Linked DNA regions of Mus musculus: all the other regions are linked to region 3. Evidence: chromatin loops called from intact Hi-C (ENCODE). Cell type or tissue: heart. All regions are shown on one strand. Each heading gives the region's core, and the rest is flanking DNA. Links, peaks and the distances in the headings are about the cores only.

The links. A loop is a pair of places that touch in the nucleus more often than their neighbours do. Peaks named below come from ENCODE experiments on the same cell type or tissue, not always from the same donor. Only the 100,000 strongest peaks of a DNase experiment are listed, where the experiment ranks them.
Region 1: a loop joins it to region 3, with 8 times the contacts of the local background. A loop is called at or near these places in 10 of 42 quality-filtered maps.
Region 2: a loop joins it to region 3, with 7 times the contacts of the local background. A loop is called at or near these places in 7 of 42 quality-filtered maps.
Region 4: it touches region 3 in a loop (5-fold over the local background); 9 of 42 quality-filtered maps call a loop at or near these places.
Region 5: a loop joins it to region 3, with 11 times the contacts of the local background. A loop is called at or near these places in 41 of 42 quality-filtered maps.

What each region holds. Positions count from the first base shown.
Region 1 is chr15:6,837,227-6,843,351 of GRCm38, reverse strand. It overlaps Osmr (oncostatin M receptor), which reads left to right. Exons shown (of 18, transcript NM_011019.3): 6 at 435-570; 7 at 1,248-1,399; 8 at 5,521-5,660. Among named protein-coding and RNA genes, the nearest start is that of Osmr, 34 kb to the left of the region's middle. In heart, for the core only: a CTCF peak has its summit at 3,013 (motif pointing left); no DNase peak of the experiment used is centred there.
Region 2 is chr15:6,881,341-6,887,465 of GRCm38, reverse strand. No RefSeq gene overlaps it. Among named protein-coding and RNA genes, the nearest start is that of Osmr, 10 kb to the right of the region's middle. In heart, for the core only: CTCF peaks have their summits at 3,422 (motif pointing right) and 5,114 (motif pointing left); no DNase peak of the experiment used is centred there; H3K27ac peaks cover 263 bases.
Region 3 is chr15:7,223,040-7,229,164 of GRCm38, reverse strand. The region is part of intron 17 of Egflam (EGF-like, fibronectin type III and laminin G domains); the gene reads left to right. Among named protein-coding and RNA genes, the nearest start is that of Lifr, 97 kb to the right of the region's middle. In heart, for the core only: no CTCF peak of the experiment used is centred there; DNase peaks (open chromatin) are centred at 2,714 and 4,794; H3K4me3 peaks cover 688 bases; H3K27ac peaks cover 1,274 bases.
Region 4 is chr15:7,441,158-7,447,282 of GRCm38, reverse strand. It overlaps Gm41263 (a long non-coding RNA gene), which reads right to left and starts at 4,982. Exons shown (of 4, transcript XR_875019.1): 1 at 4,570-4,982; 2 at 3,743-3,833; 3 at 1,291-1,432; 4 at 432-951. It overlaps Gm41262 (a long non-coding RNA gene), which reads left to right. Exons shown (of 3, transcript XR_001781710.1): 3 at 3,585-3,871. In heart, for the core only: a CTCF peak has its summit at 3,338 (motif pointing right); no DNase peak of the experiment used is centred there.
Region 5 is chr15:6,907,462-6,913,586 of GRCm38, reverse strand. No RefSeq gene overlaps it. Among named protein-coding and RNA genes, the nearest start is that of Osmr, 36 kb to the right of the region's middle. In heart, for the core only: no CTCF peak of the experiment used is centred there; a DNase peak (open chromatin) is centred at 3,646; H3K4me3 peaks cover 404 bases; H3K27ac peaks cover 535 bases; H3K27me3 peaks cover 220 bases.

The DNA.
Region 1 (6,125 bases), core at 685-5,684, 390 kb after region 3:
TCCACCATCGGAATCCCCTACTCTAGGCTCTGGGAACAGAAGAGACTCTACATTTTTTGAGGAGCTTTGCCATTCCCAGAACTCTCTGCTCCCTACTGTAAAAGTGAATCAGTTCATAGTCTGGCTGACATACCTGGGCTTTAATGGACATCACAGAATCAATATGGGACACCAACCCTCTCTCAGATGGACACAGTGCCAACCTCATGCACATTATAGGCTATTTATCCCTAAGATATCGCAGGATGGGGAGAATCTAACACGGGGAAGTACCTGAAGAGCCTTTCTGGGGCTATTGATCTGCTGACTTCCATCTTTTGGTCCCTTCATTGTTTGGGGACTGTGATTTTAGACCCCAGGCAGAACTTCCCTTTGACTTGTCATTCAATCAAAGAGGTTAATTAGATCTTTCATCTTTTCCTTTGTATGGACAGAAGTGCTCGAGGAACCTAAGAATGTTTCCTGTGAAACCCGAGACTTTAAGACTTTGGACTGTTCATGGGAACCTGGGGTAGATACGACTTTGACTTGGCGTAAACAAAGATTCCAAAACTACACTTTATGTGAATCGTGAGTTGGCTCTGGTTACATCATCTACAGGGTCTTCCTTGTTTAATGGTCATGTGACAAGTGATTCTCTCTTAGAGAAGCACACACCCTTAGAGAAGACACACATACTCTTGGATGTGTCTTCCTTTCTTCTGGGTACGTCCTTTCCTCCTACCCATTATAGTTAAGCCTATACTAGTGTGTCTTTAAAAAAAACTCCAACTCTACTCATATTAAAAAGACATGCGGAACAGAAGTAGAGCTCTATCTAGACATTTCCGAAAATGTGTGCTGATATTTTAGAACTACCTTCTGGGATCACCAGAAAACTTTTTTTTGTGTTTTACAAGGGTATAGAATCTTCTACCTGATGTGCTCTGAAAGAACACGTACAATTACATAAGAGTAATAGATTGAGTATCTTTATATTAAAATAGTCTTATCTGCTGATATAACTAACATTCTCCAATTTTTATAAATTTTTAAGAATATTCAACTAGATCAATTGATGTTAATAGCACCCACAGGGAAATTTCATATATAGAAATTTAGTGAAACATTTTCATAATTGGTATCCATTGGTGACAGATCAATGGATTTATGGTTTTAATGTCCCAAGGAATTAGGATACATCTGCTTTGATGGAAGTGTTTAAATCCTGTCTTTCCTGTCTTGTTTTTTTCCCTCCACTTTTTAAGGTTCTCTAAGAGATGTGAGGTTTCTAACTACAGGAACTCCTATACCTGGCAAATCACTGAAGGCTCACAGGAAATGTATAACTTTACTCTCACAGCTGAAAACCAACTAAGGAAAAGAAGTGTCAACATTAATTTTAACCTGACCCATAGAGGTGAGACAGCAATGTCGCAGCCCATGATGGACACTAGTATGCCATTATATACAATTCGACCCAGTAAATTTGCTGCAGATACTGGCCTAGTTTACAACCCGAGTGAAGCTAATCTTTGTTCTTCTATTTGTTCACCCTTACCCTCATGGATGTGTGCGTTCCAAAGCACTTGTTTTGATTGTTGTGATAGTAAAAAGATAAAGATATAAGAATATGTTCTATGGTTGTGGTGAGGTGTGGGGGAAGGAGATGTCTTGGTGGGCCCATACCAAGGCATCCTTCCCCATGCCCCGAGGGCCGGCTACAGGATGGTATAGTATAAAACAGAGTTTATTTTGGGCTTGGGGAGGAGAGTTAAGAGAGTAGTATAGGCAGAGAATGGCAGAGAGAAGGAGAGAGTAGAGAAGTAGAGGCTGACCATGACCATGTGGAGAGAAGGGAGGAAGGGAATGGGGAGAGAGGGAGCAAGGGAGCAGGAGGCAAGAGAATAAGAGAACAAGAGAGTAAGAGAGTGAGGAGGGGGCAAGCAGCCCCTTTTATAGTGGGCCAGGTCTACCTGGATCTTGCCAGGTAACTGTGGGGAGGAGCATACCTGGTTGTTGCCAGGTAACTGTAGGGGTAGAGTCCAGACAGAGTACCAACATTGATCAGACCTCAAGTATCAGTGAGCTCGCTAACAAACTTGAAAACTAGTATCGAGGCATATACTTATTGCATGGCCTCTCCCAGAACCTCTCTCTCTACTCTTCTACCTAGACTGTCTATTGCTTTCAGTTGTATGTAGGAATATGGATGTGTATTCTCATTCCCTGTTCTTTTAAGGATCTGGGAAGTTTGGGCCCTATTGTATAACAAGGCGTCTATAGCAATCTAGGAATTACTTTTTATATAATATTATATAATATTGGCATGATGTGTTTACCCTGGAAACATTGCTGTAATCTCTTCTTTGTACTACTATGTAGCACTTCCTGTGAACATACACTATTTGTTCATTCATCTCTTTCAGTGGCTTTCAAGTTGTATCATGTTTTGCTTGGGGTAGAGTTTTAATTAATTTAGGATTTTACATGTGCCTGTAGACATGTCCATATTTTCTCAGTATGTGCCTAAAATGGAATTGGCAAAGACATAGTATTCCTGAGTGCTTACCTCTCAAATGTGTTCTGAAGTAGTTTTCCCAGTTACATGCTCACTCTGTGAGCTTACTTAGTCTCCCGAAGGTTGTAGAATCGCTGTTTATTTTTTAATTGAGCCTAAGATGGTATTTCTTGATGGTTACAAGTTTAAATATCTCTCCCTATACTGGAAACACAACCATTTTCTCCTTTATGATGTGCTGGGTCATGTTATTTATTCGTTCATTCCTCTACTGGTTGTTAGTTTTCCCATGGTGAGGGTGTGACTAATTACTCTTCTCTATAACAAACACCCCACCAGGCTTGGTTCAAGCCTTAGCCCCACTTCCCACCGCTATCCCGTATGTAGGGGGTGGGGGTGGGGGAATGACAGGGACAGACATTGTGACTGTCATCACAGTATGTAGTTTGGCATAAGAGCAGATTGGACTATCCATGCTCAATTTTAGTCAAAAGGTTGCCATCTACTGGTCAGATGACAGCCACAACACTCATTTGGTTTTGGTTTGACAAGGCTGTCAGTAAACCTTGCCAATAGGTTTTTAATTCTCCACAATTAAATATCGGGAAGAGTTTAAACATCATGGATGGGTAATTTGACCCTTCTGATAAGTGAGACATCTGTTCAAGGGGTAAATGGTCCCCATCTTAAATGCACAATTTCACTGAATAACTAAGCTCTGTTAACCCTGCTCCATTTCACTCGCAGAATTTGTATTTAACCAAGTAAGAACTGGTGGTTCCTGCCATGGCGGCGCATGTAAAGCTTTGGTTATCTGAAGCCTGGTCTGAGAATGGTACTTATCAGCAAGCAAGGAACTCCCAGTGTTAGCAAGGCCCAAGCACTTGGGAAGCTGAGATAGATGAGCATGAGTTTTACCCTATCCTTTGTAATATAGTGAAACCCTGGAATGAAGCAAGGAAGAAAGGGCTGGGACAGGAGGTGGAGGTCAATGCCCATGCTCCAATTCTGAGACTTATATAAACCTGGTGGCAGTTTTCTGCTATCATACTCTGTACTCAAGCACACTTGGAGGTTCTGAACAGCGAAGACTGCATTAGGCTAGCAGAGTCTAAAGGTTCTGAGGGTGAGAATGTGAGGGTTGGACCATGTCTTGCTGAATGGCTTGCAAGGCATCCTGTTACAGGAGGCTCCATTTAAAGGCAGGGATGCTGTCCATCACCCTGATGTAGAGAACCAAAATGACAGAGGCTGCTTAGAGAGACACTTAGTCATTCCCTACCTCCTCCTCATTTCTGGGTTAATCAGGCCAACCTATCATTTTTCTCTCTGGGGTATTCTTTTGGCTTTCAGCTCATATGGTTCTGGCATTTGGCATGATATAAGAAGTCTGCTGTTTGTTTTCATGCTTAGAAGAGCTCTGTGAATGGTCAACTTGGATATCACAAGGTGACAAGGGTGTTTGAAACATCTTTTAAAAATCTATGTTAAGTTCCATATAAACAAGGCCATGTCCTGTTCTCCATTTCCTAGGCAGGAGTTTCCCATGTGATGGCCCATAGCCATTCTCCACATTTCCCAGCTGACTCCTAGCCAGGGTCTCATTTCCCACACTGTACTTTCCTGTTCTAAAATGTTAAACCGGTTCTTTTTTTTTTTTCTCCTCCTTTCTGCCATTATTATTTAGTTTACCTTTTGTTCCGCACACCATTCTTTGCACAGAGAGGTAGACATTTAGAGTGTAGTTTGATGCTATGTTCATCTCACCTGTCTTGGCCAGACTTATGGTACCATGCATGTGTTTCCTACTCTGTGATGGGCCATTAATCCCAGCATAAAGGTGCTGGTTACCCCTACAGCATTCATACCGCTATTGCATCTAAAAGCATCTTACCACACTGGTCATTATTACAGTTCACTGGGTTCACAGTTGGTGACATTGTTGACGGCCTTCCTACCCTCCCACAGCAGTCTGTATAACTTCTTCCAGAAAGATACCCAGTGGCAGGAAACCTTCTGGTCACTATTGACTTGATTTCTCCATGTCCTGTGACTAATGTGTGCTGTAGCTTCAGCAGTAAGGTCTTACCGTCAAGTTCGAGGGGGCAGCCAAGAGCACTGGGAATAACTTGCACTATTTTAAGAGTCTCTGGAATGCCTCTGATCAACAATTTAAGGGAATGTGCTGGGTTCCTTTATTTGCCAATGTACCGTACCTGGGATGAGCATAGTCCCCGGTGTAGGATAACTCTTTTAAATGAAAAGTTATACATGCGATGCTTCTAAAATACTTGTTTTCTCTATGGGTTTTCAAACATCCTTAGTGTCTGAATGTCCCTGCCCCATCTCAGCCAAGCCTCACCATCCCTTGCCTTATGTAACCCACCTCTACGTTAGCCTCCCCACGTTCTTTTTCCCTTTTATTAGCTTCAGTTTCTTCGCTGAGAACTACTGTCCTTCTATTCATTTCACCTGTGTGGCTTTCGCTCATGGACTTATTTTAAACTCTCCTGGGGCAGTTCTAGCACGTGGGTCATTTGGAGGCAGGTGTTTGTTAATGATCTTTTCCCTTGAAAATTGGTAAGATTATTATCAAATGTTTTGTATACTGGGTTGCTTGGAGGTATTCCTTGATATTGTGAATATTATTTTAGTTAGACTTTGGTTGCATTATAACCTTTCTCTATTGGCAGCCTTCTTTAAAGTTTGACTCTCCTCCACAACCTGACTGATGGTATTTAATTTTAAGTGCCTGTGTGTAGTTACATTTTGTGTTTTATTTCAGTGATTAATGTACTTAGTATTAATATATAAGGGCAATTAGTGAATGAAAGAGATTATATACTTGACACAGTACATATGGTCAGCAAGCCCAGTATTGTCTGCATTTTTCTAAACATAAGCAAAAAGCACTGGTGAATGAATAAGTGGTGAAATGAATTGCCTATTTACTAAGCTCTGTGTTTGGATCTGCTTGAGTTCTTTTTTTTTTTTTTTGTTTCTTGTTCTTTTATTGACAGTTCATCCAAAGGCTCCGCAGGACGTCACCCTTAAAATTATAGGTGCTACAAAAGCCAACATGACTTGGAAGGTTCACTCCCATGGAAACAACTACACACTTTTGTGTCAGGTTAAACTCCAATATGGAGAAGTGATTCATGTAAGAACATTTGTTCATTTCCTGTTTTAAAAATCGTCAATGTGTCTTAGCAGAGAGATGGCAGAGTGGGCTTTTTTTTTTTTTTTTTTTTCAGCTTGGGTGGCACACACTTGTAATCCTACCATTCAAACGGTTTACTTAGGAGATCACAAGTTTAAAGCTGTCTTTAGCTACATAACCAAAATACAAACAAAAACATGCCTTATTTCAAACCAAACATGCTGGTGCACACCTGTAACTGGAGAGGCAGAGGCAGGAGGATTACTACAAGTTGGAGACTTGCCTGATGAACATAGTGAGTTCCAAGCTAACCAGGGATACATTGAAAGACTTTGCCCCCCAAACAAAAAGAACAACCCAACAATACATGATAAACTACTCCATCAGGCCCTTACTTCAACATTGGTTCATAGTGTGGATGATCTGTTGATAGTGGGTCCTGCAATTGATCTAAATATTTGGCAT
Region 2 (6,125 bases), core at 567-5,566, 340 kb after region 3:
CAGTTCCAACCAGGCCTTTCCTGGTCTTTTCCTCATGACCTGACTTTGTAAGGTGATAAAACAATGGCCGGGTCTAACCAGTTCTTTGAGTTTTGCTTCTTTTCTAACAACTCCTTCGTATTATATTCCATTATACACTATATTGTCTGTATTAATCTAAAATTCCCATGCTGTTTGTTTGTTCGTTCATTCGTTTGTTTGTTTGTTTGTTTGTTTTTAGAGACAGGGTTTCTCTGCATAGCCCTGGCTGTCCTGGAACTCACTTTGTAGACCAGGCTGACCTCGAACTCAGAAATTTGCCTACCTCTGCCTCCCAAGTGCTGGGATTAAAGGCATGCGCCACCACTGCCCAGCGCCCATGCTTTTTCTTCTGTCGATCTATCCTTCAGTTAGTTTAACTCACAGTCCTCCGTATATCGAACTTGAGGGCATGGCAGAAAAGCTTTCTCTTGCAAAGCCTTGAAGAATATAAAGGTCATAAAACACCCTGCTGACTGTTAGTGCTTCCACACTGCCCAGGCTGGCTTCTCAGGGACCATAGTGTCCTCCTAGTATGGCCTCCACAATTTGTCCTCTGCCTGTTACAGTTTCCTCTGGCTAGAGTCATATCTAAAAGCAATTATTATTGGTGTCTCTAGACATTTGGAGACTCTGGACCAGGACAACACAGTGTCTGGCAATGTTCCTGAGATCTTTGTCCATTAGAAACGTCAGCTGCTGTCTCACGGCACAAGCAGGCAGGCGGGCACCAATATGATGATGGGCAAGTATGTGGTGGAGAGATGGAAGAGAAAGAGAACGGTCTGTCCACTATGAAGAGAGGCAGAACTGGAGAGTGGACGTTGGTAAGGAACAGCTTGATGTGAGCGGCTTGTGCTGCCGCCTGAGGACATGCTGAGGTCTGGGTCTGTGGCGCACTGAAGGCCATGTCTCCATTCATGGCAGCAGCAGGGGTCTGTGATAACGTCCGTGGTCCATGTTACCATCAAAGACCATGTGGATGTTCTTGGGCTGCACTGAGGCCCCACCCCTCATTAGTCAGCTGCCGCGCCCATCATCGGTCATTACCAGCAGTACATTGGACAAAGGAGAACTGGCTCGGCCTGAGTGGAGTGGGCCTGAGCAGCCCTAGCCCACCAAAACATCTACCCTACCTTGGAGCTGATGGAGCTCATGAAGGGGCTGGTCCTCCCGAACCAAAGCTGCAGGATCTCCATGACTCTGAGCAACAGCAGGATATCCGAGAGGAGTCCCGGTGAGGATCGAGTATTGATGGGGTAACAGGAGCCAGAGGCTTCAAACCAGACCAGCAACTCACTGCAATCAACATTTGCAACTCAAGTTGTTTGGGTAAAAGGCTGAACTACGTGACACTCTGTGACACACCACAGCTTCTATGACAAGGGTTTTTAAAAAATTATTTAAATTTAATTTTTAGGTTTTTTCCTTGGAAAGGTTAACGGGATGGAGGGCAGATGTGGAAGGAGGGGTTGGCAAATGAGTGGGAATGGGATATGTGGTGTGAAATTCACAAAGAGTGAATTAAAAAAAAAAAGAAATAAGAAATAATATGCCCGTTCTCAATGATCTGCCATTGGAGTGAGGGAGTTTATAAGATCCAAGCTTTGCTGCTTCAAATTGTTCTGTGTCTCCATCACAAAGTGGTAATAATAATTGCACTTGCCCCTACAAGCCGCTATCACAACAATCTTAAATGGAACATTTACATTAGCTTAATTACCCTAAAATCTCGATTTTAGGACCAACTATAAGCATGTGAGACACGCCTCGGGACTTTCCCAGGACTGTGGGAAAATGTTTGTCATTAGTTTCACAGTAAATCCCAGGGTGCCTACCTCCATTAAGGGATGGCGCACTGCACACACAGGCCACCAGCACTTAAGGTGCTCTAATGGCTCCCTGTCTTGATGTTGTGGTAAAATGTCCAATGTAAGAAAAAAAAAAGTTAGAGGACATGATCCATCATGGAGTCGTATGGCAGGAGATTGAGGCCACGTCACAGTGCATCCACAATTTAAAAGCAGAAAGGGCTGGATGCTTATGCCCCACCCAGTTTCTCCTGCCTGGTGCCACTCTCAGTGAGAGTCCTTCTCACATCAACTCACTCAATCAGGACAGCCCCTCCCCCAGGCATGCGCAGACACTCATCTCCTAGGTGATTCTGGATCTCAAGCTGACATCTGAAATTAACCATCACTAGTACCCTTGTGCCTGTTACACCAAGTCGGTGCTTCCAGAACGGCCCAGGCTCAAGGCTGCCAGTGGAGCAAGGGCTGGACCTCTGCCTGCATCCATCCTCCTTGCTAGGTAGGTACGTGAGAAGGGACTCATACTATGTGGTTGAGCGTACTCTACCAAGGCTCCCAGTTAGTACACAGTGTGTCTCTGCAGCGGTACATCTGAGAAAACAGTATGCATGGACCATGAAGGCCCTGTCTTTCTGCTGAGCCCTGCACTCATGAGCGCTAACAGGAATGGAGGTAGCTTGGAGTTGAGGGCCCAGTATTTGCCACTGGTTTGTTCAATAGTCATCCCGGCACACAGCGTACACTTCACAGACAGACACTCCTCTGGGGACCCCAGTTCTCTCTAACCCACGTGATCCTCCCTGTTTGCTCAATCTTTTATAACTTAAGATCATTTAAAAAGTTAATTTTGGCAAGGTACAGTGACACATGCCTTCAATCCTAGCACTTGGGAGGCAAAGGCAGACAGATCTCCAAGTTAAGGTCAGCCTGGTCTACAAAGTGAATTCTGGTACAGCCCAGGCTACACGGGGAAACCCTGTCTTAAACCCACCCCTCAAGAAAAAAAGAAAGAAAGAAAGAGACTAAACAGTTAATTTTGAATGTGTCCCATGTTCTTCAGACGGGAGAAAGTTCGCATATTACCTCATCTGTGAGGATTTTGCCAGAGTCCTTGACTCCACGCAATAAATAAATACCCTTATCAGATACCCTCTACCATGCCAGGTAACACTGGTCACCCAGGCTTGTCTTCATCATGCACACGGTCAGTCTAAGCAGAACTCTGTGATAGTTCCCTCAGCAGTTTCCCATCCGCTGGCCCTATTCTCCATCTTAGCTATGAAGTCCTATGTCTCCGTGCTGTGTTAGGAGTGGAGTCTGGTCTGTCTTCTGCAGGGCACAGTTCCATTGCTCAACTCCCTATTCCTGTCTTGATGGTTCTGAACTTTACTTTTCAACATACGTCAATACCGTGTACTCCATTCCCAGTTAAGTGAAATGAAATTGAAGTATATTCTTCAAGGAATGCTTTATAGGGGACAAAATCTAGTCAGAGGCTCTGCCTGGGAGGCTTGTGATAGGAGACTAAGCCTCATTGCTCTCTATAATAATGCTTAAAGCAAATTCCTTCCATAGCCCACTTTCTAAGAGGCAGCCACTAGGGGGCGCCTTTCTCCTCTTCTTTCCCATTCCCAGTTCTCATTGCTCTGAGATGAGTTCCAAAGCTGGTATCAAGTCAAGGGCACAGGTGCACAGCAGAAAGTCAGCATCCTGCCCGCCCGCCCGCCCGCAGTATCTTTGCAGAGAGTTGCCTTGGGAGCAAAGGAGTTTCTGAGAGTAGCAACTTCTCCATTATAAATTTCAGTTGATTAAAGACTGGCTGATTTATCTTTCTACTTGATGCATTTGAGTATTAGCTGTCAACACAGGATCCCATCCACATCAGACATGGTCATCTTTATAAATTGTTCCAATATAGTAGATTATACATCCATTTCTAGCAAATTTTCCTGTTTTTAACCAGCTGACTGTATTTTGCCTATTGAGAATCTGTCATAAATTTCTTTGTCCTGTATAGAAACTTTGAATAATGATTTCTTTACTCAGCAATCTTGATTTACAAATAAGTGTGGTTTCTGGAAAGCACTTCCCTATTGGAATCTCCGAACCCTTTAGCCCGGTCCTCAGCTCTCTTGCAATCAAAGGCAGGAGAGCTGGCCCTGCATCTCATCTGGGCAGCACAGTAGAGTTGGCCCTGGTAGAGCAGTGTTGGGTGAGCATGCTCAAGGGCACGAGAGCTGACAGACTGCTGGCTCAGCTCCTCTCAGGCTGCAGCACTTCCTCTCCTGCTACCGGGCAGCACAATGGAGCTGGAGCTGGAGGTCCGAGGGCATGGGAGCTGGAGAGCCGACCTTGCCTTCTGCCAGTGGCAGCATCAGGTGTCCTAGCCCTAGCAGTGCTGGAGAGCTTGCCCTGTGGTGTGGGTGCAGAAGAGCTGTCAGGCTGCCCAGCTCAGCTACCACCCAGGCCCAGATCCAGGGCCTTGAGCTGGCCTACCCCAAACCCTAACATCTACCCCATCTACAAACAGCTGGAGCACATCAAGGGGCGGGGCCTATAGATCCAAAGCTGCAGAATCTACTTGACACGGGGCAACAACAGGATATACAAAAGGAGTCCTGGTGAGGATCCAGTACTGACAGTGACATAGAATCCGGACTTCAAACCAGACCAATGACTCACTGCAGTGAACATTCACAGTGAAGATGTTAGACTAAGTAGTACACTGTGGGACACACTGTAACATACTACAGCTTCCACCACAAGATGTTAGACTAAGTAGTACACTGTGGGACACGCTGTAACATACTACAGCTTCCACCACAAGATGTTTTCTATGCTTTGCTTCGTTTATGTGTGTTTTTGTGGGTTTGGGGGAGGGGTTGCAAGGGCTGAGGATGGACACGAGGGGGAGGGAAAGTGAATGGGACTGAGGGTGCACAATGTGGAACTCACAAAGAATCAATAAAAAGTTAAAAATGAAACAAACAAACAATGGCATGGCTGTATGCTTGCTAAAGCAGTGGTCCTATGCTGTGTGTCCCCTTTCATAGAACTGAGGCTGAAGCTCCGTAAGGCCTGACCTGCTTGCTTATTTACTTTGTTCAGAAAAACCTGCACAATCCAGAGAGCCTTGTTGCTGATGGTGTCCTACATAGGCTTTGGCTTCAACTTCAGGAGGAATGAATGTAATTTGTGATTCTTAGCACAGCTAGCGTACAAGTTGGCTCAGTGATGTTTGGAAAAAGAGGCGCCCAGGAGCTGAGCGCTGCCCTCTGCTGACTGAACACATGCCTAGAAATTCCTCAGCTAGCTAAATTCCTACTTCCTACTTACAAGGGTTTAAATGTCAGCTCCCCTACCAAGACCTCTGACGATTTCCTCTTCAGTTATAAAAAAGCAAGCAAGCAAACAAACCAAAGGAAACGAAGCAAAAAGTCCACAAGAATCGAGTTTGTTTTGTGCTAGCCAGTGAATCCTGAAAACAAAACAATCAGAAAATGTAAGTCAGCAAAATGATTCAGCAAGTGAAGGAAGGCACACGACCTTGATAACCTAAATTCAGTCCCATGACCCACACGGTGAAAGCAGAGACAGACATCTACAACTTGTCCTCTTGCTTCCACACATGTCACCACACACACACAACTCACACACACATACACACACACAACTCACATACTCACACACATACTCACACAACTCACACACATACACTCATACACACACAGACACATACATACAGTCACACACACACATACACACACACACACATACACACATGCACACACACACTCACTCGCTCACAGAAGAAAAGAATAATTTAGCAATTTCTTTGCTAGTATAAATTACACAAACAGGCATATAACCTTACTCCCTGAAGTAGCATAAGTTATATGTTTTACATTCTTTCAGTTCTTATTAGTAAACATGCATATGTGGGTAAAACACTATTTTTTCCCAGATTTAGAATGACGGGAGTCTATTTCCTGCTCTTTTCAATCGAACTTGATATTTTCCTGTCGTTAACTACACTTCAGAACCATAATTCTATAACCAAATTATGTTGTATGACTAAAAATATATTGCTAGTTATTAGCAAAGCTCCGTGTTTTCCTAGACTCCCTGGCTCACTTGGAGCCGTGTGTCTGCGCTCCAGCCAATATGAATGACAATGACTGTCCCAAGCCTTCAGATGTCTTAGTCAGGCTGCCTCCACTCCTCTCACCTACCGACTCTGATGGCTTCCTGTTCGGGATCACATGACTACAAATATCGAAGCAACTAGTTCCTTAG
Region 3 (6,125 bases), core at 535-5,534:
TCCCGTATCTCCTCTCCTGTGGCAATGACTTGGGAGGGCTAAAGGGGCTCTGTGACAGTTTCTTCAGGTTTCAGTGGGCACGTAACTGTGGATGGTAACCTACATGCTGCTAGGATGTTGGGCATCTTTTTCCATTGGAAGGGTTGGGGGGAAAGGCAAGGGAAATCGACAGTGACCATATTCCTTAGAGCGGGAAAACACTGAGACACTATAAGCTGGGCAGATTCAAAGGTAGAAAGAGCAAGAATGCTTCGGAAGCCCTCTGCGGTTGCCAGGGAATCCTGCCTCATTCAACAAAGGGGTTCTTCTACATTTAGCAGCTGGAGCTTCTCCTACTTCATCATAAAACTATGCTTCAAAGCAGCAATATGCTCTGAACATGCGACACAGAAGATTTAACTAGTTTTGGCTTTTTGTTTTGTTTTGCCAGGATTTTGTGTGTGTGTGTGTGTGTGTGTGTGTGTGTGTGTGTGTGTGTTCTTGCCTATGATATTTTTCCTTTGACCTAGTGTCTTAGTCAGGGTTTCTATTCCTGCACAAACATCATGACCAAGAAGCAAGTTTGGGAGGAAAGGGTTTATTTGGCTTACACTTCCATACTGCTGTTCATCACCAAAGGAAGTCAGGACTGGAACTCAAGCAGGTCAGGAAGCAGGAGCTGATGCAGAGGCCATGGAGGGATGTTCTTTACTGGCTTGCTTCCCCTGGCTTGCTCAGCCTGCTCTCTTATAAAACCAAGACTACCAGCCCAGAGATGGTCCCACCCACAAGGGGCCTTTCCCCCTTGATCACTAATTGAGAAAATGCCTTACAGCTGGATCTCATGGAGGCATTTCCTCAACTGAAGCTCCTTTCTCTGTGATAACTCCAGCTGTGTCAAGTTGACACAAAACTAGCCAGTACAACCTAGTCTTCCTGTGTAGCTGTGGCTGTTCTGGTATTCACTCTGTAGTCCACGGTGACCTTGAATTAGTGACACTCCTCTTGCCTCAGCTTCCCAAGTGAGGCAAGCATTACATGTAGGTCCTCTGTGTTGTTGTTGTTTTTGTTGTTGTTGTTGTTGTTTTAAGCAAAGGGGCAGACTACTGAGTCAAGACCCAGAACCAAACCTCACTGAAGCCACTCCAAGAACACTTCCATCAGGAGGAAGGTGATTTTTCTCCATCATTACTCTGATGCCTCAGGGCTTTAGTGAGGACATCTGACACTTCTCCTTACCATTTGATAGAACGCACACATACATGCATGCACATTCGTGCACGTGCCCATTCATGCAAACACACATACACACACGCACACCCTACAATTTCTCCATAGCATTTGCAGCTGCACAGAATCAAGTCTTGAAACATCAACCTCAGACTCCACGAAGCTAGGGGGAGCTAGGAGCCCTCAGCTCCACCCATCACTTCCATTGCTTCAGGAGTCCACAAAACCATAAGTCTAGGCTTCCCTGGTCTTCTTGCCTCTGATGTGAATACTCCCGGTTTTAGAAATCTTTCCTCACCAAACGGCAGTGCCTCTTGCAATATACTACTACAGCCCCACCTCATCTCAAGAAGGATGTCAGAGGCTAACCTCCACACCATTTCCATCATGGGACCTCTCCTTCCTCCCTTCTCCCTCTCATCACACTTTCTCACCCACCTAGGCTCTCAGCCCCGCCATCAGCCTGTGTCTAAATAAGTTGCCAAGAGCATAGAGCTGAGCCTTTCAATGAGTCTGGAAAGGGTTTCAAGGTCTCTTAATGACTGATTTGTGCATGGCATTCTCCCTTCACAGCCTCCTCCACACTTACAAACACATGTGTGTGCACGAGACCGGAGCTGGGGTCTGCGGTCAAATAAATGTGGATAAATATGAATTAAACAATTAAAGCTGTTATTGCAATATACAGTTCTCACCTCAAAGGAATGAGAAATTATATATTTACATATAGTCATTATTGCTATATGTAATATTATGTATAGTTTAATAGTTTATTCTGGAGCTAAGAGTGACATTACCCAGAAGCACAGGTTCAGGTTGCCCAAAATACCCTGTTCCAGTGTACTAATAGTTTCTTGAGTTACTTATAGTTATAGGGGAAAAAGATAAATCAAAGCATTATTAAAATGTATTGGTGGGAGTATCAGCTAGGTGGGTTACAGGAAAGCAGGAATATTCATGTTATAGTTTTCAGACGCTCTCCGATGATATTTTTGGCTTCTTGCTTGGTGGAACCTAATGTTCTGTTAATGCCTCACAAGGTTTCATGTGCGAGTCACTAAAACTTTAGGTCAGGTACAGAGGGGGACAACGGGTGACAATTAATAAAGATAGGCCAAGCCAAGATTCTGGCTTTACAACATTTCAGCTCTCCACATTCAGAAGTTCTGACATGTCGGTCAGCCTTGTACAATCTTTTACATGGGCAAAGTTTTTTTTTGTTGTTGTTTTGTTTTGGTTTTTTTGGGGGGTACATTTGGTTTTTTTGTTGTTATCGTTTTATGGAGAACTTCAGTTCATACAGCTCACTCTTCCACAAGAATTCTAAAAGCCTTTGCTGTATTTGGAGTGCTTCGTGGGTGAGCACAAGGTACAGCTGTTTTTCCTGGGGTTCACCCATCCTCATAAGCAAACAAGTCACCCAAGAAAACAGCTTGTTAGCTGTGATGGCCGCCCTTCTGAAGAACAGCTGGGACACAGGTGTTGCAGAGTCAGGCTGGCCACTAGATGGAGACATTTCTCCATGGCAGGTGGACTGTTTGCCGCAACCCGAAGCCTGAGCCTAGGGCATAACATTCCTGAGCAAGGCTGGGTCTTCAAAGGTCCTTCTTCCCCGAGCAGTCCTGATCTAACACTCATTCAGCACTTGGGATGCTTTGTGCTGAACTTAGCAGATTTGTATATTGCTGTAGCTGATTTGGGTGATTACAAAATACTTTTTGTTTCATTGTATAGGAAAATAGCTTCAGTAGATATAAACCCAGTTTAAAAAGACTATTCATAAAAACGTTACTAAAATATGTAAGTCATGCATACTGCTGGGGATTTGTTTTCTTAGAATGGTACATCATTAAACACTGGAAAAATGGGTATGTTTGTGTTACATTGGTCTTTAGTTGCAGGGCTAGTTGGATGGACAAAGATTGTGTGTGTGTGTGTGTGTGTGTGTGTGTGTGTGTGTGTGTGTAAAACCTGCGAAGTCAGGTTATATAGACCTTATCCAAAATGACTTGACTTTTTTAAAGTTTGGGATATTTACATATACATAAAGAGATACCCTGAGGATGGGACCCAAATCTAAGTATGAGGTTTATTTGTGTTTCCAATATATACTATTTCTACAGAACCTGGAAGCAATTTTCTGCAGCATTTTTAGTGTGCCCACCTTTTGACTGATCCCTCACCATGATCTCAAGTGTGGAATTTTCCAGATGTCAGCACTTAAAAAGATTCAGTTTAGATTTAGGTATTGGATGTGCTCAGCCATTACACTAAAGAATTATGAACCAAGTAAACTGCCCTTGAAAGGTACATCTGCCCTGAGAGCTAACCATCCGATGAACCTGGTCGTTCCCTGGCCCTGAGGTGTACCCAGAAGCAGTGCTGCATACCAGCCTCGTGGGCGTTGAGACTGTGAGTCCCTAGAACCCTCATGGTCTTCTCTGAGTGTGTTGAGAGACCCGACCTTCCAACTCTTTATCAAAAACATCAAATCTCTCTCTCACATGACAGGTTCTCTTGGGTCGGGGTGTATGGGACTTGCACTCTTCATTGGCAGTTTTTGCACCACCCAACATCACATGCTGTCGTGTACAGATGCGAGTGAATGGCGAGGCATTTTCATTAATACATGAGTCAGGCCATGGCAGCGAAAGAATGAACACAGGAAAGGCTTGGTCTGAAGGTTAGGTTAAAGTGTAAACATGTTTACAATAAAACCTAAACCATGCAGGTTGGGAAATGAGCTCAGTAGTCTCTTCTGGAACTGGTGTTTTTTTTAATGGAACAGCTCTTTTGCCTGTGTGCCTTCATGCATTGACTAACTTGAGGGCATTGTCGTGGTACTTAATGGTGTGGTTTCTGAAGACTGCCTTACCCTTAGTTAATTACAAAAAAGCTTGGTTTTTCAAAATCCAAGAGAGAAGGTGTGGCTGGTTGGTATATTGTTGCTTGATTGCATGCAGCCTGAAGAACACTCAATAGCCAGCAGGTAGCAAGCCATTTTTCAAGATGTAGTAGAAAGGAGAGCTGGAAGTAGTGTCTCGGGAGTAAGGATAAGTCTCTAGTTCTCTGCCACCCTCAAGTGCAATAAACTTAAGGGTGAACAACATCAATTATTCCCTGAAGAAATGGCCAGGGCTTCTTGCCACAGCCTGTCCTCCATTCTGTGGTGGATCTTCACAAGGCTTCATGAAGCAGGAAAACCTGGCTCCCAACGATCTCCTCTCTAAAGTACCATGTCTGTGAGTGCTGACTCTCCTTTTCTCTTTCATGCTGGCACCTGGCAGAGTGTGGGAACCACTGCCTCAATAGTAAGTACAGTAAGGCCTGGAAGATTGAACCGCTCGAGCTCCTGCCAGAGCCTCCAGCTTTGGCCAGGCCCTGAGCCCAGTGCAGCCAACTGCAGGCAGAAGGGAAATGGGGTAAGCGGGAGTGGGAATCAGACACACCAACCAAGGTACCACGGATCTGCCTCCCAGCATGGGTACCCAAGCTGGCAAGTACTGAGGTAGGGTGTTAGCAGGCAGGCAGCTAGACTAGAATCCACTCGTGTAGACAGATGCCTCCTGGGGAGGGGGGGGGGACGTCTGTTTGCAGAGCAGACTTGTGACAAACGCAGCGTGATCATTTCAAGAAGTCCAAAAGAGAATGATGTCTGTTGGCGACAGTCCCACAGACAGGGCCAACAACAGCAGCGATGGGTCCTGGCTGTACCTCTCACTCTGGAGTGAGAGGGCCCACTGGGGCCTTCTTGGTTATGTTTAGCCGAGGTCAGTCTCCTATGCCAGTCAGCTTGGGCATCTTCCACTTGCTTCCTTATCAGCCCACAGTTCCTGAAATAAGGGGCTGGCCCCTCAACCAAGAGCTCCCGCCCCCTCCTCTTTTTCCTCTCCACCCCTTCCTCTTCCTCCACCCCCCCACTCCCACCCCAACAGTGTTGCTCTGAGTCCTGGGAGCGCATCCCTCTGGTCCTTGCTTCTCCTTTGCTTTCCCAGTCCACAGTGTCTCTGCTTTCCTGGCCCATGGCTGTCTACCCACTAACCTTTCTCTCTCATTCTCTTTGTATGTTTAAAAGTCAAATTGAAACTCTCCCACTGCTCACAATCAAGTGATAGGTTTCCCTCCCTGGGTGTGGAGTCCTTAGACAACTTCTTCTTTGTATCAACAACGTGTGTTCTTGGAGTTATAATTGTCTCATAAGCCAGTTATTCCCTCATTTTACATACTATTTCTTCAGTGTGAGATCTACTCTGCCTTGGCTTCTTTAAGCTGTTATTTCTGTATTTTTCCAAAGAGGAAAGCAGGGGGGTTGTGTGATTATTTCTCTAGCAGAAATCCCCCTCCACACACCCTAACGTGTGACACTACACACGCCTGCTCTTTTGATGTCTATGAAAGGCTGATTTCTCAGGAGGACCAAGGGATGGGAAATGGGGAGGAAGGAAATTCGTTTCTAAAATACTGGAGAGTAGGAGGTGGGCAGAAACCAAAATGAGGTCTGGTTCATGGCCTGTCTGCGTTCTAGCTGGGGGGATCTCGATTACCTTGTTCTGAAATGGGAATAGCCAGGCCTACCCTGCCTGTGCTTCCGCGTGAGCCTGGAGTGAGGGCTTCATCAAATCTCACCCAGGAGGATTTCATGTTGCCCGAAGCTTGTCCGTTGCACTTCTCAGTCACTCATATCAGAGCCGGGGTCTTCAGGAGATGATCCCCCAAATAAAGAGCCCCGCTGGGCCCTGTTTGGGGATGACTTTCTCTGCCTCCTTTGGCAAAACTCTGGGGTTATCCCCAGCTGCTCTCCACATGGCTCCAGCTCCTCTCCAGCTTCCAAGAAGCGCTGGGGACAGTTCAAGTTTCAGCACATTGCAAAGCCTTCTCTGCAGAACGCCAAGGCTGGTGACAGTGGCCGCCAGGCT
Region 4 (6,125 bases), core at 630-5,629, 220 kb before region 3:
GCTGTTGATTTGCTAAATTACACTAATAGACAATCATTTTTTTCCTGCCTAGCTCTAAAAATCATGTGTTCATAAAAGGTTTAACATAGAGAGTCTGTTTACTTGGTCTTAGCCACACAGACCCTTTGTCAGGCCCTGTCTCTGGTGACTGTGCTCTCTCCTAACCTTTCCCTTTTCCCAACCTCATTCCCTTTTATCTCAGTAACCACACTAACCTTGGTAGTGAGAAAGCCACTAAGAGCTCCCACACTGTAACTTACCAAGATCCAGCATAATGTTCTAAAAGGCAAGAACTACAGTGGAATGAATTGTGTGGAGCCTAGACGCCCAGAATCTGCAGTGTAAGGTATAAAAACAATCCGTAACAGTTAGCCATTACGCAATAGCAGATGTTTGTTTCTTGAAACAGGTGGAGGGATCTGGAGAGAGATGAGGAGGAGGAGGAGAGGTGGAGGGGGCAGGGAGGGAGAGAGGGAAAGAGAGTGAGGGGGTAGAGATGGAGAGGAGACTATGAGTTCCCTGGATGGAGAAACACCAGTCTCCGCATTACAGCCTCCTGGATTTCCTAATGGGACTCTGTCCTTCCCTTGATGACAGGGACTCATTTTCCAACTCCCCCCCCCCCCCTCCACTGCTCCTTCTTACCACCAGCTTCCCTGTCTCCTTTCTCTCCTCCCCCTCCTTTCCCTGTTCGTGCTCTCTCTGTTTTCTGCTTCTTTTCATCTCATCTTGCTTTCCTATGTGACAGAAAAAGATAAGCCTAGACTCTTGATAAAAATGAATGCCTTCCTCCTCTTTCCCTCACGGACTTAGACTGTACCCATATTCAAAGTCTTCTGTCCTCATCACCCAGATTGGTTTAGGTTGGAAATGGAGATGTGCTTGTGCAAGCTTGGGTATGGAGTTGTTGACAGGACTCATCGGTTATCCACATATCTTACAGTGCTCCATCTTAGGGAAAAATTAAATGAAAAGAAACAAGCATTATAAATTTTGAAAGGATACTCCTGTGTAATAATTGATTTCTACAGGCTAACAGCCGCAAATTCAGTGCAGAGTCATTTATTTTGGCCACAGAATTTTGGGTCAGTTTTGGTTAATGCAAGCTGGGCTGAAGCTCTACTGAAGAAAACAGGTTTTCGTTCTAATCTGTGATTCTTTTAAAAAGAATCTTTGCATATGTAGGAGAGACTCCTGGAGTCCGATGATCTTAGAGTTGCTATTGCTCTAACATGGTGTGAAACACCGTGAACGAAGTGACTTGGGGGAGTGAAGGGTTTCTTCACTTACGTTTCCATATCACATTTCATCACCAGAGGAAGTGAGGACGGGAACTCAGATGTGGCAGGGACTTGGAGGCAGGAGCTGATGCAGAGGCCACTTTGCTAGCTTGTCTCTCACATTTCCAGCATCTTCTCTTTACCTCAGCTTCCTAGACAACAAAGAAGCAATCAAAGTCAAAACTGCTCACTTTTTTTCACTACTCCACCCACCAGCATCCAGCACTTCCTGCAGCAGTGCCAATGGCTGATGGGAGTATCCACAGCTCAGAAAACCTACAAAGGCAAAGTAATGGGAACAACAAACAATCCTGAGAGCCCAGGGATGCTTGTTACTGCATCTGATGTAGTGAAAACTGACTAGTAATGGTTTTTTTCCTTTGGTTTATTGGGTTAATAAGTAGAGTGAAGACAGTTATCATTTGAAAAATTCACAGCCAAGTTATAAAACTTGTTGTCTAGATCAGACCTTGGATTTGTTACTGGGCAACTTTCCCCTCTGGGCCTCATCTTTGTTATTTTTAGCTTGAAACTAACAACATGTCATGGGTGCTTCTTAGAGTTCTTATTTTCACAGTATAACTAAGAACATTGCTGCCACATTTCCCTCTCTTGCTGTTGAGCTCCCAGTTGAGGAATTGTCTTTATCAGGTTGGCCTATGGGAGTATCAGTTAGGAAATGTCTTCAGTGCTTTATGGATGTGGGACATGCCACCCCAAATGATTGGTGGCACCTCCCAAAAGAAGACCATTCCTCCTTTGCTGCTGTGGCATTCCCTCGAGCTGCTGAGTTAATTTACCAACTGCTGCTTTGATTCCTTTGCTGATATTAGAACCCACATCTGATGTGGACCAAGAACCAGCAGGTCTCTGGGAATCCTCCAGGCCTGTGGTACCAGCCTGGGACTGCCGAGAAACCCCACCTCATCAGCTATGAGACTAGTGGGTTCTCAGCTTCTATAGTGTGAGGTAGTAAGTTGGGACTATTTTGATCAGCTTGCATAAGCTGATTCAAATTTTCTATGGGTTTTATTTGTCTAAAGAATACTAATACACATGGCACCCACCATTTCACAACAACCTACTGAAGTAGCTAATGATTTTCTTACATACTTAGAATTCGTGGTCTTCCAAGATTAAGCAATCTACCCATGGTCGCATGACAAAGAAGAGAAGACACAAGCCAGGTGTGGTAGTATAGTGGTAAACAGCTGCAATTTAGGAAGGGTTGAAATGAATTTGAGATGATCCTAGGCTATACAGCAAGGTCTGAAATAGCCTGGTCTACGTAACAAGACCCTAACTCTGAAACTAACTCAGAAACTAAGGGCTGAAGATGTAGCCCAGGTTAGAGTGCTTCCTAGCCTGTGCAAAATCCTGGATTCTCAATATTCAGTGCCACTAGCAACACCAACAGTGATGATGGATAGTAGTGAGTTAAGTCAGAGTTTTTGGGCAACACACAGTTAGGAAAGAAAGAAAGTGGTAGCCAAGTTTATCTTAAATCCCAACCTACACATTATATGAAGGAATACCTTTAGCATTAATAATTCTTACTTAGAATAACACAGTATCATCAAGCATAAGTGAGAGCTATACTTTGTTTTTTCATTGGGAAAAAAGACATACAGAGAGAGAGAGAGAGAGAGAGAGAGAGAGAGGCTCAGTAGGCCAGAGTAATTGCTCTGCAAGCATGAACATTGGAGGAGCTGAATTCTAATACCCAGCAACCACGTAAAGATCCGAGAATGCCCACATGCACACAACAACTCCATCATAGTGGGATAGAGATAGGATGATCCAGAGAGGTGGCTGGTCAGCCAGACTAACTGAATGGTAAGCTTCCAGGTCAGTGGGACCCTCTCTTAAAGCAGGAAGGCAGGGAACAATAGAAGACACCCAGTGTCTTGTCCCGGTGTCTGTAAAGGCACACATAGACACAAACACCCACCCACTTATATGTATGCACCCCCCCCCCACACACACACACAATTTTTTTGTTCTTTTTTTCTTTTTATTTAAAGAAACAGTTCTATTGTCTTTTGCCACCAGATGGCGATCAAAGCTAACAAGCTCTAACAAGCTCCAGGCTCCAACCCTGACACAGCTTAAATATTGTGCTAAACAGACCTTCCATTCTCCCAAATCAGGGGGTCCAAGCTAGAAGATCTACTTTTAAAAAAGATCAGCATCCACTTGAGTTCCAGGTACTAGGACCTCTAATCGAACTGATTTTTCCCCCCAAAATCAGGTGAATTTACCCAGAACACTTAAACTCAACTCTTCTGTTCTTATGAATTTCAGAGACTTCCAGGCCGTAAATACACTCATGCTCACAGTTAGTCAAGAAGCATAGATCTGGAGGACGTGGCTCAGGTGATAGACCGCTTGCATAAGGAGAGGAGGAAGCCCTGTGTTCGATTCCTAGCACTGCAAGATGGAGTAGGTCTGTTGTTGCGCACCTGTCATCTCTGCACCTGTGAGGACCAGACGACGTTCCAGGTCATCCTCAGACGTTCCAGGTCATCCTCAGACGTTCAAGGTCATCCCCAGCTACGGAGAAAATTGGGCTAAGCCGAGGCTACACAAGACCGTCCTTTAAAAATTAAAATTTTAGTATAAAGTCTGCCATTCCGGTTTTTAAATCGATACTTCTGAGCTTACTGCTAGGTGAAAAATTATTGGAGCCCTTAAGAAATGCAGAAAGTCAGGGCCTGCTGTTGACCCACTGGGCCGTAATCTGCATTTGCATCCTTCTCCCAGGTGATTGGTTTCATATTAGAATTTGAGAAGCACAAAAGAGCCACCGCTGGCAAATTGTTAAAAATACTTCCACATACAGCCACACTCATAGAAGCAAAGCATGGATAGTGGCTTCCCGGCTGTAGGAGAGCAGCCTGGGGGGTTACTAACCAGACAAGCTTTCTTAGAGCAAGTTCGGTAAGCCTTCTAGTCTTGTTGTACAGCATCAACCCTGTCAGTGACAGTTTTTAGAGGAATCTGAGTGATTTCCTTCTGAGCAGAGTAGAATTTCAGCCCTCTAGCATTTGGGACTAAGAGCTGACTTAATCTGTACTTTACCCAGGGGCTCTGACTATTGCTGGCCCACACTACGCATGCTTGGCAGGCGCTTCTGCACATTCCTCCTCTCCCCACCACTTCCCACATTCTTCTCTCAAACGCTTTTTTCGTCCCATCTCTCATTCATACAATTCTATATGATTTGTGAACTCATACAACCACTGTCACCCACATACATAATATTTGTTTAATCGGGACAATAACTTACCTTAAAAATGTGTCTGCAAAAATTATTCTTCGATTTTTTTTCAGCTGCTTGGAATATTTATGACTATCCATTAGCCCTGGTAAGGTAATCAGGAGTTGGTTATATTCCCAATCCCGAGATAAACACACAGCCCCTCATAAACTCAGGCTCCAGATAGCACAAGACGAAGCAGTCCCACATCCCTGTGTTCTCTGCAACATTCACAGCAGTGCGGGGCAGCTGGTGTTTGTCTTAAAACGTCTCGGCATTTGTTTATTAAATAACGAGAAAATATTCCTGATGATCTCTGCTTTGATGCTCATCTTGTTCTCACTAAGCCCTTTTCTGTCTGGGGAATTAGGTTAAGTCTTACTGGAAAGCTGAGCTGCTCTGGCTAACCTTCCCTCGGAGCTGGAGAGTAACCTGGGGTTTGGGCGCCTCCAACAGAGTCAAATGTCTGCTAAAAGAAGGCGTGGAGGAGAAAAGGAGGATCATGGGCAATTGGGGGGGGGTGTTAGGGAGAAGGAAGAAAGAAAAATAAAGAAGAGAGAGAGAGACAGAGACAGAGAGAAACAGAGACAGAGAGACAGAGGGACAGAGACACACACAGGGAATACACTGACAGCTCAGAGTAATCCTAACAGCTCTAATTGGTGATGGTATTCTGGAGCTCAGTCTGGTAGCTGTATTTGCCACCAAACCAGGCATTCTGAGTCCATCCCCAGAACAGGTGGAAGGAGAGGACAGGCACCCACAAATTGTCCTTTGACCCCCCACAGGCACAGTGAGTGATACATGCATAAGCACACGTACAATACATGAGTACAAACTCATTGAAATTCAACAGTTTTTCTTCTCATACAGAAGTAGATGAAGGCTTCCCTCCATGACCCCTAAGCTGCCTTTCCCACGTGCCCAGATTCTCTGTTTTATCTCCCACCAGTCCTTCTGCTGGCCACATCTCTGAGACTTTGCTCTGCTCTGCATTTATCAGCATGGCTCCCTTGCTCCTCCAGCCCCTCCCCCTTTACCCTCACCCTGCTTTATTTTCCTTTACAGTGCTTATCACTCTCTGATATCCATTTCTTTCATTGTCTGACTCACTGGATTAGAAAATCCGTCCTAGGAGAATAGGGCCAGTGGCTGGTCCTTAGGGAAGACGGATAACCCCTGTGGAGGGGATGCAGGGTTTGCTATGGGCTGGGCTCCCAGGGCAACCTGATTAGTCCTCAACATAACCCTATAAAGCAGGCTTTTACAGAGGACGTGGAGTCACACAGGACCAGATTCTTCTTTGCAGAATTCTTCTCAGACTATCCATTCATCAGTCTTTCTCCAAAACTTGTTGTTGAATAGGTGCCAGCTCTCTGGTCAAACCCACACCACTGTATGTTTCTATATGGAAAGCTGTAATGGCCACAGCCATACTCAGTTGTTTCAGTTTTGTTTATAGCTGCTTTTGTGTTAGAGTTGAGCAGTTGTGCCACTCCCTGGGCCAAGCATGTTCAAACTGCCACAGAAGGCATGAGTTACTTATCTGTTGTTATAAAAAAAAAATACCCAACAGGAGCCACTAG
Region 5 (6,125 bases), core at 785-5,784, 320 kb after region 3:
AAAAAAAAAAAAGAGAAAAAAAATAATTCTGTATGGCACTTTGAGTCTGTTCTGCGTGGAAAGGGACTGTGACCCAGCACGACGTCACTCCAGCGAGGAAGAGGACAAAGCAGCTGAGCCGCACAGGCTGCGGAATTGCGGTCTCTTTCTACTCTCTGCCCTCGCCCTGAGGCGACTGAAGAGCGAACATCTGAACTCCAGCCGGTATACACAGAGGCCCGCTTCTTCTGCCTCTTGCAGAACTCAACTCTTTGACTGACCCTTTGAGGCCACACAGTCAAGTGAGTTACCAGAATTGCGAGGCCCATTGAATCCCCTTCAACATTCAGAGGTTCTAGAAAATTCCATGCCACAAATCACCTGGCTAACAGGCAACCAGGAGAAAGGGCATTGCAGCTCTTCCCCAGGCTCTGCTTCCTGACTAGGCTCCTCCCACTGCGCGCTCCAAGCCTCCAGCCAGTGTCTCCACCATCATCCCCTTCTATCCTCTTCTCAGCCCCCTGCCTCTCTTGCCCTACCCTGCATCCCTGCGTTTCCCATCAAATCAGATCTTTCTGATGGCTGCTGTCACTTGCCTTTATCCAAAGCACTCAGTATCCCACCCTTCTTCCTGTCGCCTTCCAATTCATTTCCTGTAAGCCGTGACCCTTTCTCAGGAACATTAATTAATGTGACTTTTTTTTTCTTTTATCAGAATTCTAGGAACGCCATCTCAGCATGACTCACTCTCTCGCTGTTTAAAATAGGATTTAGTAGATTTTCGTGAGTTAGATGGGTTTTTTTCCCCCTAGATGCTTACTGTATAAATTTACGATCTCTAACATTCTGGGAAAGAAACACATCACTGCTAGTTTTAGTGCAGCTTTAGCATATTGCTACAACTTTTAACGAGGAGACTTAGGGAACATGGGGCACTTGTAGGCTCTCCCCCTGTCTTTCCTAGGAACAGAGCAGATCTCCTCTATGACTATAGTTTCAGGAGTAAGGTAAACCTCTCCCTTAATTGCAATTACTACCGCTCTGCCTGCTAGGAGACTATCAATCTACCAGGCTTTACAATCCGAACAATCACACACTGTATTAAATATACCATGTAAATTTATGTGGACTCAACTCTAAATTAATTTGGGCTGAAATAAATCAAACTGCAGCCAGACCATAATTTAATTAAAAAATTGAAAATATGACTCATGGCACTTAAGGTTACTGATGTTTACTGCCAAAAGAAGTTATCGTTGCTGTGGCAGAGATAAATGTAGGAAGGGCTGCAGGTCCCTGAGGTTGAAACAGATAGATTGCAGGATGGAGATGACATGTAGCAATGCCTAGCAGGACACATATCTTTAGGGCAGTGTCAGAAGAGCGGCTCAGAAACCCACACATGTCCATTTGGATGGCTACTTTCCTGGCCTCTACTTTTGGACTTTAGTATTTCTCTTTACTTTCTTGTGTCTACAAATCTCAATCTCTCTCTCTCTCTCTCTCTCTCTCTCTCTCTGTGTGTGTGTGTGTGTGTGTGCGTGTGCGTGTGCGTGTGCGTGTGTGTGTGTGTGTGTGTGTGTGTGTGTGTGCTCACTCACACACTCTCATTCACAAGCTCCTGTTGGAACTCTTTCCCTAACCTTTGTCCTCCTCCCTGCTCTGACCCTTGGTACATTGCTGTGTAGTGTCTCCTTCCTCCTCGGTGTCTCCTGGCATGTCTTCTTTTCTCTACAGTGGGTAGGAGTGTGTATTCTGCCTCTGGGTGGGAACCTTTGTATCTTAAGGAAGTCTTCTTTCTGGAATGGATGCCGATATTCCCTCTGCCTAAGGCTCCTCCTCAGTCCTGAGTTTTCAAATCCAACCCACAGACCTCACCGTTTCCCCCAGGCGTGACTGGGAGAGTGAAAGAGGCGAGAAAGAGCCAGAACCCAAACCTGGACACAGGCACAGACTGCACACAAGCACTTTGGGGCACACTGCTACCCAGGCAGCAAATCTGTCTTTGTGGTCTCTCCTTGGGTTAACATCCTGCCTACCCAGCCCCACCAAGGCCCTGGTTCTCCCAGGGTTTTTCCTGACCACCTCCATATTGCTTCTCCAGTTAAAACCTTCATGTATATGTGTGTGTGTGTGTGTGTGTGTGTGTGTGTGCGCGCGCGCGTGTGTGTGTGTATGATGTACATGTGTATGTTTATATATATGTATATGCTTATATATGCAATATTTTGTATTATATACATTTAAAGGAGTCTTTAATTTGTTAAGGTCAGTAGTCTCAGAGCTCTAGACCTCATCAAGATGGGAAAGGAGTTCTGTTAAGTCACTAGATACTCTAGGGTCCTCCAGACCACACAGGGCTCCCGGGAACTCTACCTCTGTGCTTTTCCAGAAGTCAACCCTAGCTTACTCTGAAAGCAGCAGAGGGTGAGAAAGGCTGTCCCAGGTCCTGCTGCAGCAGGAAGCATCTGTTGCTTAGGAAAAGACTGAAGTGGGAATCTCTGCCCTCCACCAGGGACCTGGTTTATAAGATTGAGCATCAGTACAGCTTTGAGAACACTAAGTCAGAAACGCAGACAGACATGTTTGTATCTTTTTACAATGTCATAGTTTATTAAATAACCATAAATTCACAGGTTGTATTGTTTTTGTCAGCTGCAGTTAGCCTAATAGTCCTGATGGCCTTTGATAGCTGCCCAATGACAAACATGAAATATTTTACTCCCATCTTAATCGCTAACATTAACTCTTGGGTCACATGTTACACAGCATTTAGTCATTTTATCTCTCTGTATATATGCAGATAACAGAATGGCAACAAAAGGGTCAAAAAGGCCAAAGCAGGGGGGTTGAGGGTGGGGGTAGGGTTGCAGTTCCAAGAAGCCCTAGTGGAGACAGAAAGGTGAGGCAGATACAAAGAAAGCCACTGCTGGTTGTTAGAAAAAAATGTCAAAGAACCCCGAGTCAAAGAAGAGCTGCTGCAGGTCTGAGCCTGGGCTACAGGGTTGAGTGGGAAGTAGGAGACCACAGTTAGGTGTCCTGCTTGTGGGATCCCGGTGAGGGTGTTGCATGCTTCCATTGTCTGGTTGTGTTTGATAAGTTCTTGGGCCCAAGTTTTCTGATGTGGTTTGAATGTACTTATGTGCCCTTGCGTGCCAATCTACTATGTTAAATCTGTAACTGATATCTCCTTTCCCTTTAAAAACTAAGTTTTATGACTTAGCAGTCTGTCCTTTGCAGGCAGTAGTGGACAAGTTGTGGTACCTACGTGCACAAGGAGAGGCAGGCACAAGTGCTCTCAAAATGGTGCAGAATACTCCTTATAAAAATACAAGCATTCAGGCCAAATTATAGTCTGAAAGCCACTGTTTTACACTGTGTGGAACCAGTTAAAGCAGGGCACAGCTTGGTTTCCCCCAAACCTTTGAATTGTGATGTTTTCCTTTCATTCTTGAGTCTTTCTTCCAAAGTTACAGAACACCTTTTGGAAATTCGGACAAAGAAACCCACAGCCTTTCTCAACAAGCTTGGGCGCCCCAGAATCTCCCTAAAGAAATACGAAGCCCATTCAGCCCCTTCAGCGCCAGCTGTGATCCATCCAGAAGATGATGAGCGATTCCTAAGTTGACAGAAGCCAAGTCTTGGCAAGAGCAGGTCTCCTCCCTTCCACTGTGCTGATATCCTAACTGGACGGAAACAGTGGCAGCTGCTTCCTTCCCTCCTGCCTAGCCTCCCACACAGCCGCCCGCGAGGCGCTAAGGGACCCATGCATTAGCCTGCAGCGCCACCTAGCAGACGCAGAGTGAACTTGGGGGATAAGGAGAAAGCAGGTTTAGTGGGGGGAAGTTGTTTTGTAACATCAGAAAAGGGAGTTTCCATTTCTTTCACGGAGTTCTGGGAAATGGAATTTGTATAAAATCTTTTTTGCTCATGATGGAAAAACATTTATTCGACGCTAATGAGGGAATTTTGCCCAAAGGCCATTCTAATCCAAACTTAGGAGAACAAGCATTTGTTTCTCCAAACTTGACTCTCATTTTTGGTCACCTCCAAGACAGTGCAGAACTCGACTCCACCTTGTGATGCACCCGTGAAATCAATGACAAGGCAGAACGTCCCTTATCTTTCCCCTTCCCTTCCTTTCTTTTCTTTTTTTCTCTTTTCCTTTTCTTTCTCAGGTCGGGTTGAATTCTAGGTGATGTCTTCATGCAAGGGGCCCTACGGGACTCATAGGAATTGTTAACCTTGATCGCTCTCTTGATTAGGGTGAAGTGCCAAGCAGATTAGTAAAGCACTTCTGTGAAGGGCTTTTCAGACAGGATTGACTAACGCTGAACACGTGCATCGCTAACGCTGTATGTAGGCGGTGAGCCCCGATGGGCAAAAATGAGGAAACGTCGCCCTTCTTCAGCCTGACTGCCATGCCGTGAACAATTCTGTTCCACCACGCCCTTCTGTCACGATGCTATAACCCTCCTCCCTCATGTTGCCCCCCCCCCCCCCCAGGTATTTGCCACAGTGGCTAAAAGACGAAGGTGTTTGAAACCTACTGTTTCTGATGCTTAGCTCATGAAGCTGACTGACAATCAGAGATAGCTAGCTGACTGATCAGTTGATAATCAGGAATAGCTGACTAATCAACTGATAATTCGAGATAACTGACAGATCAACTGTCAATCAGGAATAGCTGACCAGCTGTCAATCAGGGATAGCAGACTGGCTGGTAATGACAAGCGAAGTTATTCAATTGTAATCATTTTCAAAGCCCCACCCCACCCCTGGTTTGAGTCTGTGAACTTCCTGGAACGGTCCCACAGGAATGAGCTATTTTTCTTTTGTCCAGCTTGAGAGCAGAGATCCTTTCATTCCGTGCATACTAGCAGCTACAAAGAGTTATGCAACTTTGAATTAACACCCAATTTGAAAAGTGATTTTTTTTCCTGATCATGCTAACATGATCAAGAGCCAGCTATTATCGGCCCATCAAATTGACTGTGCAGTCAAATGAAAACACAACCTTCACTCCGTGCATATGCAAGCCTGCCTCTGGTCACTGCCATTGACTGTGGTCCCATGGTTTTCAAATCAATGCCTCACAAAAATATAATTCTAATGCAACTTTAGGAGTTGATTCCTTTCTCCTATAGCAAATGTCTGAAGGATTTTGTGAGAAAGACATCAACATTGGAAACAGTAGCGCGGAAAGCCCACTTTATCTTCAGATGACATCTGTACACATCAACATGTAAAACAGAACTGAATCCCAAGTGCAACGCTTCCTTGAGCTTCCATGGCCAAGATAGTGGCTGTGAAAAATGATGACTTTCATCTGTGTAATAGAACCGTAAGTTGCCATGACAATTTTAGCTGTACCTAAGTTAACTTCAAGACAAATTAAGATTGATTTTAAGAGCAGGCTAGTCTACGTAAAACCCATGGTGTGTGTGTGTGTGTGTGTGTGTGTGTGTGTGTGTGTGTGTGTGTGGCACACACACAGCCAGAGATCCACCTTAGGTATGCTATTAACTGATTGACTGAGAGAAGATCTTTTACCAACGTGGAACTCATCAACTAGGCTAGGCTGGCCAGTGAGCTCCTAGCATCTGCATGTCTCCTCTCCAACGCCACAAACACAAGCACATGCCACAAGGCCCAGTCCTTTTAAAACCATGTTTCTGAAGATAGGACTCAGGTCCCCAAGCATGTTACTGTTCAACTTCACTAGCATCCATGTTATCCCACATACTTATCATTCTTACATCAATTGGTTTGGCACTCCTTGTTCTGAGAAACAAATCTTTCAATCCCCAATAGAAGACAAAGATACACTGTACTAAATGCAAGGAGACTCTTGCTGCTGCTGCTGGTGGTTTGCTTTTGCTGCTATAATACGTAGTGGCTCCTTCTACGTCTAGTTGCAGGTTTATATTAATCTACTCTGGTAAAAGCAATATCAGAACCCAAGATAGATTCACTTTATCGCAGCTTTCTATAAACAAAGACTTTCATGGCTGCTTGAGCACAGCATCTCCTTCCATGGCGTTGTGAGACTGTGACAGATTGGAGCTGGTGAAGAGCCAAAAAGACCTTGTGAAATGCAATGCTCTACAACTCATCGATTCTGTGAGTGTGTATGCCTGGAGACA